Linked DNA regions of Homo sapiens: region 2 is linked to region 1. Evidence: chromatin contacts called from ENCODE Hi-C or POLR2A ChIA-PET data. All regions are on one chromosome and are shown on one strand. The core of a region is the stretch at or near the end of the contact, and the rest is flanking DNA. Distances in the headings are between cores, read along the strand shown. Region 1 overlaps LOC105369917 (a long non-coding RNA gene). Region 2 overlaps LOC105369917 (a long non-coding RNA gene).

What was found. A loop is a pair of places that touch in the nucleus more often than their neighbours do. ChIA-PET counts read pairs that join two places held with the same protein, here RNA polymerase II (POLR2A). Pooled maps may share reads with other maps.
Region 2: a loop to region 1 is called in a map of prostate gland, with 2.2 times the contacts of the local background. The contact joins two enhancer-like sites. A Hi-C loop is called at or near these places in 4 of 168 maps with a recorded cell type or tissue (esophagus muscularis mucosa, gastrocnemius medialis, prostate gland and 1 more) and 1 of 50 pooled maps. POLR2A ChIA-PET finds 5 or more read pairs at or near these places in 4 of 52 experiments (OCI-LY7, activated CD4-positive, alpha-beta T cell, activated CD8-positive, alpha-beta memory T cell and 1 more).

The regions. Positions count from the first base shown.
Region 1 is chr12:95,334,077-95,339,946 of GRCh38, forward strand. LOC105369917 (a long non-coding RNA gene) reads right to left here. Exons shown (of 11, transcript XR_001749265.1): 11 at 3,494-3,582. Among named protein-coding and RNA genes, the nearest start is that of MIR3685, 27 kb to the left of the region's middle. RefSeq lists an enhancer at 845-1,761. Within about 2 kb of position 2,560, at least 17 of the 41 ENCODE cell types and tissues checked have a DNase peak (open chromatin) inside an H3K27ac peak, as active enhancers do; they include OCI-LY7, prostate gland and tibial artery, where a contact is called at or near this core.
Region 2 is chr12:95,381,543-95,388,158 of GRCh38, forward strand. It overlaps LOC105369917 (a long non-coding RNA gene), which reads right to left. Exons shown (of 11, transcript XR_001749265.1): 5 at 910-1,030. Among named protein-coding and RNA genes, the nearest start is that of MIR3685, 75 kb to the left of the region's middle. Within about 2 kb of position 3,874, at least 15 of the 41 ENCODE cell types and tissues checked have a DNase peak (open chromatin) inside an H3K27ac peak, as active enhancers do; they include OCI-LY7, prostate gland and tibial artery, where a contact is called at or near this core.

The DNA.
Region 1 (5,870 bases), core at 1,310-3,809:
CTCTCATAAATCCTTTTACCCTCTCTGCTGATCATGTGGTTGGTCCCTGCAGGGTAGAGGCTACCAAAACTCTGATAAAATATCCTTAATATATACTGAATAGGATACAAAAATGCATGTGGAGTGGAGCACGGTGGCTCATGCCTGTAATCCCAGCACTTTGGGAGGCCGAGGCAGGTGGATCACCTGAGGTCAGGAATTTGAGATCAGCCTGGCCAACACGGTGAAACCTCATCTCTACTAAAAATACAAAAATTAGCCAGGCATGGTGGCACACACCTGTAATCCCAGCTACTCAGGAGGCTGAGGCAGGAGAATCGCTTGAATCCAGGAGGCGGAGGTTGCAGTGAGCCAAGATCATGCCACTGCACTCCAGCCTGGGCAACAAGAGTGAGACTCCCTTTCAAAAAAAAAAAAAAAATGCGTGTGGTTGCAGTTTGCCCTAAGAGGGCCCATGCTGTCTGGGTGTTCGGTAGCTAAAGTTAGAAAAGGCTTTGAAGTGTCTGAAGAGGAGAGACAGGGAAGTGACTCACAGCTCAACAGCTTCACCCTCTGGCTTTGATGGTCCTTGGCTCCGTGATGCTCAGTGTCTGTGTGAGTCTCAGAGAGCAAAAGCCCAATCCACAGCCCACCTGTTTGTATTCTTCACCCTCATTTGAGATTCTCAGAACTCAAGGAGAGCTCCTTTAGAAAATATGACTGCAGTTGTAGTGTAGTTGAAATATCAAAAACCTTTGTTATTAAAAAACCCAAACCTTTATTATGTCACTTGTAATAAAATATAAATGTGCTAAATTGGCTCAAATAAGTTGGATCAAATAATATTAAATAAAACAAAGGTGAAAAAAGAAACTTAAAAATAATTTTTTTTTGATGGGATCTCACTATGTTGCCCAGGCTGGTCTTGAATGCCTGGTCTCAAGCAATCTTCCTGTCTAGCTTCCAAAAGTGCTGAGATTACAGGCCTGAGCTACTATGCCCAGCCAAGAAACTATTTAAGTACTATAAGTTTTGTTGTGCTCGCTTCGGCAGCACATATACTAAGTACTAAAAGTTTTGTGATATAATTTCTTAAGTTGATAATTCTATTTTAGTCTTTCAACCTGATTATAAGAATTTGGGACAAAGGCTCACGTAAACATGACTTTGGCTCGGGGCAGTGGCTCATGCCTGTAATCCCCCCATTTTGGGAAGATGAGGCAGGAGGATCTATCACTTAAGGCCAGGAGTTTGATGCCAGTCTGGGCAACATAGTGAGACCTCAAATCTACAAAAAATAAAATTAGTCATGTGTGATGGTGTGTGCCTGCCGTCCTAGCTACTTAGGAAGCTGAGGCGGGAGGATCCCTTGAGCCCAGGAGTCAAGGCTGCAGTGAGCTATAATTGTGTCACTGCACTCCGGTCTAGGTGACAGACTCTGTCTCGCTTAAAAAAAAATTAACATGGCTTCATTCCTCATAAAACATTGTGATGAAGAGTCACAATGTTTTGAGTCACTATTCTCTTTACTCCATCTTTGGAGAGGTACGGTGGAGGAGAACAAAAAATGGCCCAAACCAAGCCTTTTAAAGCCTCCTGAAGCACTCAATTCATTTTCTGTCTTGTCCCTTTAAAGGAGAGACATGGCTGGTTCCATCATTCTCTCTCCTCTACTGCGGTGTCACTACACACTTCCACCATTTCCACTGGTCACCTGGAATTGTAACTACAGACTACAGTATTTGTTCCTGTTTTTGTTGTTTTTCGAAATGGAGTCTCACTCTGTCACCCAGGCTGGAGTGATTCTCCTGCCTCAGCCTCCCAAGTAGCTGGAATTATAGGCACACGCCACCATGCCTGGCTAATTTTTGTGTTTTTATTAGAGACGGGGTTTCACCACGTTGACCAGGCTGGTCCTGAACTCCTGGCCTCAGGTGATCCTCCCACCTCAGCCTCCCAGGGAAGTGCTAGGATTATAGGCATGAGCCACTGCAGCTGGCCTGTTCCTGTATTTGCATCTGAACAGTATTTGTATCTGGACAGGAACTCTCTTCCCTCTTGAAGTCAAGGATCACGTCAGAACAGATAGAATAATGTAAATATGTGAGCTGGCAATTTGGAAATAATATTCCACAGAGACAATCTTGTCCCACCCCAGAGCCCTGGATGCACATGTGTATAAAAAAGAACACCTCAGTTAAAGAATCCTTCCAGCCCCATGCATCCGAACAAACAGCTGAAATGAATTTTCAGCTGAGTTTTCACAACGCTCATTGCAAGCTCTTTGCCCTCATTAAATTATCAGGAAAATGCAAGTAATTTATTATGTGTAATCACATCATTCGCGGTAGCACTTCGCCCAGAGAAACCTAGCCCAATATGGTAACATCAGAACAATGCTTCACCTCACATCTTCCTTTGAAAGATAAAGAAAACACAGAATCATTCTGCTTCTCTCCGGGAAGGAAGGCAAAGCGTTTCCCCAGGCCCTCAGAACACCATCTGGCTGCAGTCTTTCCTTTTAGGGACCTGGTATTTTCTGGCCCAGGGACAAAGCGCATTTATTTCAGATGGATCAACACTGTCACCCAGCGGGCAGACAGCTGGGCAGGCTGAGGCCTTAGCCTTGCTCTTGGCTTGACAGCCAGATACTGACAGCCAGTATTTGAATAGGAACCTGTTTGTTTCGGGTGATCAGGATTAATTGTTAATATTCTCTTGGAGGGAACTGGGACAACCTCAGCTGACAAGCCTTTGATTTGGATGTCATGGGTGAGTGCAACTTAAGAAAGACATATATTTTCATCGTGCTGATGCTTTTTTTTTTTTTTAAGCCACTAGTGAATTTATAAGAAGCACAGGCTGTAAACCAACCAAGCATGTCTACCAAGACTCCCAGAATCAAATAGGTTTGCAGGAGCAGGGTGATATTTGGTCACCTGTCAGGTACTCTGGGAAGACTCCTCTACCACAAAATAAGACTAGTTGTTCATTGTTCGTAGTGACAGTGATGAATATTTTGAAAACTGAAAATAGATGTGTGTGTGTGTGTGTGTGTGGTGTGTGTGTGTGTGTATCTGTGTATTGAAATGTCAGGAAATAATCTGCATTACTACGGTGAAATCAGTGGATGAGTTAGTCTTTGTTTCTCTATTTTGTATATATCTCAGAAGACATGCACGGGATGCAACCTCTGTCCCATCTCATTTGTACTGAGTCCTTTTCTCTTGTCTAAACTGTCACTTGACACTTGAAACAAGCTGGATTCCTTTGCATATTGAGGTAGGCTCTGTGCCTTCTTGCTAAATGTACGGTTGAATTATTTCTTCTCCCCAGCTGGAACTCATCAACAAGCTGAAAGCATTCATCTGGGAACACTTTACACTTCTTACGAGCATGTCCGAGGAAGTGGGGGCTGAGACTTCACCTTGTAGAAACTCTTGCAGAATTTTGATTAAAAGCAGTCTCTGTTCATAGTGAGAAAATCTGGATTTGAATTCTGATCCCACCACATGCGAGCTCCTTGACCTTAGATAAGTTAACCTGTGTCTCAGTTTCCACCTCTGTTATCAGGGATAAAATTAGTACCTACCCCCTGGATTGCTGTGAGGATTTAGATAAGAAAATACACATGAATAACTTAGCACAGTGCCTGGGCACATAGTTAAAGATCAATAAACATTAGTATTACCATTGTCATAATTATTATAATGATATCTATCATATATATTATTCCCAAAATGCAACTTTCATAAAGTGCCTCTAGGCTAGCAGATGAAATCATGGCATCTTTTTAGCTGGAAGGGTCCTGAAAGATCATCCAGTCATTGCTTCTCATTAAAATCACCCAGAGAAACTTTTAAAACAAACGCTAATACCTCATTGTAGCCAGACAAAATAATACTTACTGTATGAATCCTTTTTTTTTTTTTTTGAGATGGAGTCTTGGACTGTCACCCAGGCTGGAGTGCAGTGCCATGATCTCCGCTCACCGCAACCTCTGCCTCCTGGGTTCAAGTGATTCTCCTGCCTCAGCCTCCCAAGTAGCTGGGATTACAGGCACCTGCTACCACGCCCGGCTAATTTTCTGTATTTTTAGTAGAGATGGGGTTTCACTATGTTGGCCAGGCTGGTCTTGAACTCCCTACCTCGTGATCCACCTGCCTCAGCCTCTGAAAGTGCTGGGATTACAGGCATATGAATCCTTTTAGATGAAATTCTAGAAGGGACAAACCTAATCTATAGTGACAGAACACTGATCAGTGGTGATCTGGGGATGATGTTGGAAGGACTGGCAGCTAATGGGCCAAAGGAAACTTTTAGGGTGATGGCAGTGTTTTCTATCTTGACTGTGGAAGTGATTACATGGGTACATACGTTTGTCAAACTCATTGGCGCTTAAAATATTCACTTGAACGCATTACGTTGTATGTAAACTATATTGTAATAAAGAGAATACTGATGCTGGGTCTCATCCACAGACATTCTGATTTAATTGTTCGAGGGTGAAGCCCAGAAGTCATTTTTTTTTCATGTATCCAAAGCATCAGCTGTGATTGAGAGCCACTGATCTAACTCAGTCTTCTTTTTTTCCAGATGACATGAACCCAAACAAATACAGCTGGTTAAAGGGGAAGGTCTTAGACTAAAATTCAGGTCACCTGGTTTCTTGTGCGCCAAACCTTATCTTTACTTACAACATGTCCTCTGCCTGGAACCTCTTTCTCTTCCTTCTTCTCATCTCTCTGACAAAATCCTACCTACCCTTAGGGGCTAGTATACAGTTGGCTTTAACCAATAGTATGAGCAATAGCATACCGCATAACTTTTGAGGCTGGAGTGCAGTGGTGTAATCACAGCTCCTTGCAGCCTTGACTTCCAGGCTCAAGTGATCCTCTTGCCTCAGCCTCCTGAGTAGCTAGGGCTACAGGCATACACTACCAAGCCCAGCTAATTTTTTTAATTTTGTAGAGACAGGGTCTCACTATGTTGCCCAGGCTGGTTTTGAACTCCTGGGCTCAAACAATCCTCCCACCTCGGCCTCCCAAAGTGCTGGGATTACTGGCATGAGCCACTATGCTCGGCCAGGAACATTCCTTCTTCAAACCAGCACCATGTTGTGAGGAAACCCAACTGGCTATGAGGAAACCCAAGTGGCTATGCACATATGACACTTCTCAGGAAGCCTCAGGCTGTGGCTCACCCCACTGGACTAGGAGCTCCTTGGCAGAAGGAACTGTGGCTCATTTTATTGACTGAGTGAGTGGGTGAGTGTATCTTCAGTATTCAGTACTTGTGTTTGGCACAGAGCAGACAGTCAATAAACATTTGTTGAACTGAAAAACCAGTGGAAGGGAATTAGCATTCATTGCCTATGATGTGCCAGGAATTGAAACAAGCACTTTGTGCACATTATCTCACTGAATTTTTACAATAATTTTATGAGTTGGTTATTATTTCTCCCTTTTGAAAGGGAGGATACAAGCTCAGAGAAGCTTAGTAATTTACCAAAGGTCACACAGCAAGCAAATAGTAGAATCAAGGTTTGAACTCAAGTGTGTTTGTTTTCAAAGTTCATGCTTTTTCTCTACCACACCAGGCTGTCTTGCTTATGGTAGTTATTCTACTAGGTCTTACACTATGGATTTTTATGTAGCCATATCTCCTCAACTAGGTTATAAGCTTCATAAAGGTGGGAATTAAATTTTAGCACTTAATTTTTATATGAACTCATGAGGCGAATGATATGGCCACCTCAGTTTTTTTTTTTTTTTTTTTTTTTTTTTTTTTTTTTTGAGAAGGAGTCTCGCTCTGTCGCCCAGGCTGGAGTGCAGTGGCGGGATCTCGGCTCACTGCAAGCTCCGCCTCCCGGGTTCACGCCATTCTCCTGC
Region 2 (6,616 bases), core at 2,624-5,123, 49 kb after region 1:
TGGGATCACATGGAGGTAAAGAGTGGAAAATAGAGAACAGAGACTGGGAGGGGTGGGGCAGGGGTAAAGGGAGGATGAAGAGAAGCGGGTTAAAGGGTAAAAACACACAGTAAGAAGGAATACATAAAATGTTTGACAGCACAGTAGGGTGACTATACTTAACAAAAATGTTTTGTACTTGGGCTGGGCATGGTGGTTTATGCCTGTAATCACAGCACTTTGGGAGACTAAGTCTGGAGGACTGCTTGAGCCCAGGAGTTTGAGACCAGCCTGGGCAACATACTGAAATCTTGACTCTATAAAAAAACAAAGAAACAGAAAACCCCAAAACTGTTTTTTACTCGGGTGACAGACACCCCAAATACCCTGACTTGACCACTACATATTATATACATGTAACAAAGTTGTACATGTAATAAATATACATGTAATAAATTTGTACAAATAAAAAAATTTATAGCCAGCAAATTAATTCAGTCTTCTCAACCTTGTTTCCTTTAATAGCATATATATTTTTTTATTTTTTATTTTGTTGTTTTTTTGAGATGGAGTCTTACTCTGTTGTCCAGACTGGAGTGCAGTGGTGCAATCTTGGCTCACTGCCACCTCTGCCTCCTAGGTTCAAGTGATTCTTCTGCCCCAGCCTCCCAAGTAGCTGAGATTACAGGCATGTGCCACCATGCCCAGCTAATTTTTGTACTTTTAGTAGAGATGGAGTTTCACCATGTTGGCCAGGCTGGTCTTGAACTCCTGACCTCAGGTGATCCACCTGCCTCAGCCTCCCAAAGTGCTGGGATTACAGGTGTGAGCCACTGTGTCTAGTCCCATAATAGTATATTTTAGATACCCAAAGTAAATTACTGTTGCAACATAAAAATAACCATAAGAATGCTAATTGTAAAATAATACCCAAATTTCCACTGGATTATCAAGTTTTCCTTTTGAAGGCCAGGTCCATTCCCTTATGATGTTTCCTTTTCTGCTGATCACCAGGCCTCCTTCCTAATTAAACATCACTGCTACTGTTTGTCTACAAAAAAGACAGAAATTGACCCATTTAGAACAAGAAAAATTCATGCACTCATTGATTTGGCTGAGGTGATGGAAGTCACCAAGATACAGCTTTTAAGAGCATGGGAATCTCTCCTGTCACATTCCTGGAGGATAGTCACTCTCTCTGCCTGAATATCTTTCTGGAAGGAAGCTTGATACATACCTGCTCAGCTGATTAGTGTCCCTTCTCTGAGACATGCCTTCTCCCTCCCCTTGCATCTATAGGGTCATAGGAATGGATCCTGCCAGCCACAATTATCATACCATGTGGGCCTGCTACCTTGGCTATGGCTGATTGAATCAGGGGTGGACATTTAACCACAGCTGTGTTCCAAATGGATACACCCAGATGTGTCAAAGGACTTAGGAGAGGAGGTGGGCATAGTGCATTCAAAGGACTGAAAGGAAGACAGCATGACTAGGGTCAAGAGTGGCGTAAATTAGATGGGAGTGATTGGCAGGCAGTGGTCAGATATGCAGGAATCCTTGGCCATAGCATGAGTTTTATCTTAAGGGCAAAAAACCAGGCTGGGTGCAATGGCTCATGCCTGTAATCCCAACACTTCAGGAGGCCTAGGTGGGAAGACTGCGTGAAGCCAGGAGTTCAGGACCAGCCTGGGCAACAAAGCAAGACCTCGTCTCTATTTCAATAATAATAATAATGATAAAAAGAAAAAAGAGCAAAAAATAATAGAAGGGTTTTAACAACTAAGCAAGGAGGCTACATGATCAAGTGGATTAGGGAGGGACCACAGTACATGCTGGGAGACCAGTTAAGAGGTCATGACTAGCTGAGTGGTCCAGGGAAGATGGCAGCTTGGATGCGAGTACAGGTGAGAAAGACGGAGACCCAGGTATGGATTCAAGAACCATCTAGGGTTTGGATGGATGGGATTTGGGTGGTGAATGAGAGGAATGTGTTGATGTTATCTCCACTATACTCTCTTGGTCTGTGAATGCAGCCAAGCATTTTATTAGTTTCAGATCAGTAGCATCACACTATGAGTCCTTGTCCAAATCATCTTTGGGCCTTCTGTCTTTTGGGCAGAGCCCCTGGCACAGAGAAGAAGCTTAAAGAAAGTCTGTTGAATCATGTTGACAAAATGGATTGTTAAGCCAATATATTTTGAATAATTATTAGACGCAGGACACTGTTTAGGCATTCCAGGGATGCCCTGATTGCAGTTCTCTCTCTACACTTAGGACATTTTCTGTCTTGAGGTAATAATTATTTTGATAGACAACATTTATTATAGCGCCTACTAAGCTCTGAGTGTTGTATGAGAGCCTTAACTACAGGCTTTTAGTAGGTAGTGTTGCTTAATGGTTCCAAACCCTATACGGCCAGACTGGTATGATATTGAATCTGGTTCGTCTGTGTGCTATTGTTGAAGGCTGAGTGAGGGTTGTGATCAACTCAGTATACCACTGGAGGCTGTATGAGTAAACAGCAAACTGTTCTCATGAAAGCAGGATGTTGGCAAACTGACAAACTGCGTCTGCTGCCCAGAAGGAACGCTGAGGGCAGTCAAGCCCCAAGCACAGTGTTTCTTGTGATTAGGCGCATCTGAAGCCTGTTACCAATAATGTGAACCTGTGATCAATTAAGCAGCTGACCAGTCGTTACCCGCTCCTCCCTGCTCTTGCTACCCAATAAATACGAAGGGCTGTAGAAACTCAGGGTGGCTGCTGCCTTTGCTCACTAGAAGCAGGGAGCCCTTTTCTTCTTCCCCTGGCCCCTTCCTTTAAAACAGTTTCTTTTGTCTTAAGTTTTCATTTCTACGTTCGTCCCCCTTCGTTCGGTCTCGTAATGATGGTCTCAAGTAGTAACAGTAGTAACTGTCGTAGTGATGGTCTCAAGTAGTAACCATGGCAGTCTGCCACATCCTATTTTTGTAGATTTGGATTTCCCTCCATTCTCTTCTCTTCTTTCTTTCTCTTTCTTTCTTTCTCTTTTTTTCTTTTTCTTTCTTTCTTTCTTTCTTTCTTTCTTTCTTTCTTTCTTTCTTTCTTTCTTTCTTTCTCTCTCTCTCTCTTTCTTTTTCTTTCTTTCTCTTTCTTTCCCTCCTTCCTTCCTCCCTCCTTTCCTTCCTTCCTTTTTTTTTTTTTTCTTGATCTGTTGCCCAAGCTGGAGTGCAGTGGCATGATCAAGCTAAGGTGACCCTCCTGCCTCAGCCTCCTGAGTATTTGGGACTACAGGGGCATGCCACCATGCTTGGCTAATTTTGTTTATTTTTTACAGAGACGCTCTCACTATGTTTCCCAGGCTGGTCTTGAACTCCTGGGGTCAAGTGATCCTCCTGCCTCACCCTCCCGAAGTGCTAGGATTAGAGGCATGAACCACTATGCTCGGCCTGACTTGGACATATTTCTCAACCTTTCTGTGGCTCAGTTTCCTTGCCTTAAAAGTGATGATAACAATAGCACCTACCTCATAGGGCTGTTGTGAGAGCTAAATGAGTTAATACGTGTAAAACACTTCAGAGCCAGGCACCTTGTAAGTTCTATAAAAATGTTGGCTTTCATGATTAAGTCCTCACAATCCCATCTATAGGTATTATGAGTCCCATTTCATAGACGAGAAAACAGAGGCTGAGAGAGGTTAGTTAATAAACTACCTGCAGCCTAATATAAAGTTTGATAGGCTCACCCTCTACCAGAAGGATGAGAATAGTTCATAGTATAAAAGGAGCACTTTGGGCTTAACCAAGGAGCCTGCAAGCTGGGCTGGAGGAGCAAAGCGACCTAGCCAGTGGAAAAAAAAAAAGAGCAGAAACAGCAGTGCCAAGTCTTGGCCACCTAGAGTACATTCCTTTCTTGAACAGCCTACCCTTTCACTCACCCTGAGCGGTCTAGCCTTCAGCTGTTCTCGTTCCTGCCAGAAGCCTCAGGAAAGACCTTACCCATCCACCGTGCATTTCGGTAGGAGCTTTGGCTAAAGCAGCTGTCTTCCTGTCCACACGGTGTTTCCCTATCCGCTGAATCCCAGTAACAGGGGTCTCACTCCACACCCCTCTTTTATTCCTCTTCCTAACTGCATGGGCTGCTGAGCCTTCTCACCAAGACCCCCTTTGGTGGGAGGGCAGATGCCCAAAAGGAGGATTCTTTTAAAAGATCGTTAATAGTGAAATACTGAAATCCCTTTAAAGGCAGCTTTCTTTTTGTTTTGCCTTGTCTCTTTCAGAGTCTTCAGTTCTGCTGAAAGTAGACATTACTCTCTGCCAAGAAATGGGCTATGAGGCTCGGATAACATTACACAGGGGCAGGACTTAGCGTTTTGGCTTAGTGTTTTGGACTTGTGTGAAGTTCCCAAAATACCATCAGCAGATGGTGTTGCATTTATCTGCTTAGATGCTATTATCAAAGAAGACAGGGGGAGGATGAGGAAGGCAACCACCCCGGAGGGGCGAGTGGAGAAAATTTTTTCATCTCCTGTTTATTTCACAGATATAATTCTCATCTTGGGCATTTAATTTTATGTGTCAAATAAAGGGAACAATTTCCCAGTGCAAATTTAACTGTTGGGAAAAGTCTGATCAGGGCACTGAACATTCTAGCTTCTGCCTAGAAAGTGAAGATTTGTGATGTATTTTTATTTCCATTTTAACGTTGTTGACTTCTAATTCTCTAAGACTGTCAATTAGTCATAAAGGACATCTCAGGAATCATGTTGCTCAACTCTTGCATCAACCACTACCTATTAATTTTTTCATGTATAGCTTTTATTTTTAATTTAGTATTCCTGGAATGATAATTCTTTTAAATTTCATAAAATTGGAGTGAACAAGAAATACCAAGTGCAGGTCCAATTTTCTTATTAGGTGAAAGGGAAATAATGACACCTACTTTAATCATGCAATACAAGACAGCAAATTATATATTAATTTATTGAGCTGTGTCTCTCTTTATTTTTTAAATACATTTATTTATATTTATTTATTTATTTATTTTTTGAGACGGAGTTTTGCTCTTGTTGCCCAGGCTGGAGTGCAATGGTGTGATCTCGGTTCACTGCAACCTCCACTTCCCAGGTTCAAGTGACTCTCTTGCCTCAGCCTCCCATATAGCTGGGATTACAGGCATGCACCACCATGGCCAGCTAATTTTGTGTTTTTAGTAGAGATGGGGTTTCACCATGTCGGCCAGGGTGGTCTCTAACTCCTGACCTCAGGTGATCCGCCCACTTCGGCCTCCCAAAGTTCTGGGATTACACGTGTGAACAACAGTAGTTTTTAAAAATACCTCCCTTTTTTATATAATAGCTTTACTGAAATATAGTTCTCACATCATACTAGTCACCATTTAAAGTATAGAGTTCAATGGTTTCTAGAATATTTACAGAGTTGTGCAACAATCATGATAATCAATTTTAGAACATTTTTTATCACCCCAAAAAGAAACCATGTGTCCACTAGCAGTGACCCGCATCGCTCCCTCTCCTTGGCCTCTGGGCAGCCACTGATCTATTTGCTTTCTGTACAGATTTGCTTAATCTAGATATTTCGTGCAAATGGAATCATACAATATGTGGTCTTTTGTGACTATGCTTTTACTTAGCACAATGCATTCAAGATTAATCTACGTTGTAACATGTATCAATACTTCATTCTGTGTTATGAATGAAATAATATTTCCTTGTATGGCTATACCACATTTTAGTTATCAGTTATTTGTCAGTTGAGTGCTCCTTTTGAGGATGTGTTAATGGTACTGTAATGAAATTATCATAGGGCCTCACAAATGGTGACTCTGTTTTTAGCTCAGACTTCAGGACAAGAAGTACTTTTTTTCATTGGGAATTTAAAAGAGAGAGAAAAGTAAGCAAACATATGCATATATAGATGTGGGTATGTGGATATAAACTCACCGTATTTTTAAGACTATATAAAATACTTTTTTTTTTTTGAGACAGAGTCCCACTCTGTCACCCAGGCTGGAGTACACTGGCATGATCTTGGCTCACTGCAACCTCTGCCTCCGGGGTTCAAGTGATTCTCCTGCCTCAGCCTTCCAAGTAGCTGGGATTACAGGCACAGGCCACCATGCCTGGCTAATTTTTGTATTTTTAGTAGAGATGGGGTTTCGCCATGTTGGCCAGGCTGGTCCCGATCTCCTGACCTCAAGTGATCCACCCACCTTGGCCTCCCAAAGTGCTGGGATTACAGGCGTGAGCCATAGTGCCTGGCCCAAAATACTCTTTGCCATGGATATATTTGCAGAATGGCTAAGAGGTTGAGAGGAAGAGAAAATTTTAATTTCCAGGTAATACTCTGTAGTTTAATTTTTTACCACATGCATGAATTACTTTTATTAAAATACATGTATACAAAAATCAATATACCTTCACCCCTGTGTCAGAGTGGGCTTTCTCACTGAGAAGTTATAAACAGTAAATTCTCTGGTTAGAGAAGCAGAAAGCTGTAGGAGCCCTTAGTCAGAGCCAGCATTTGCAACAGGTCAGAGGAACGTTGAGGATCACACAGGAATCAATTCGTAAGGACTCAACTTTAATAAATGATACTTAAGTGAAGATTTAGACCCAATTATAAGGATGGTGCCACAA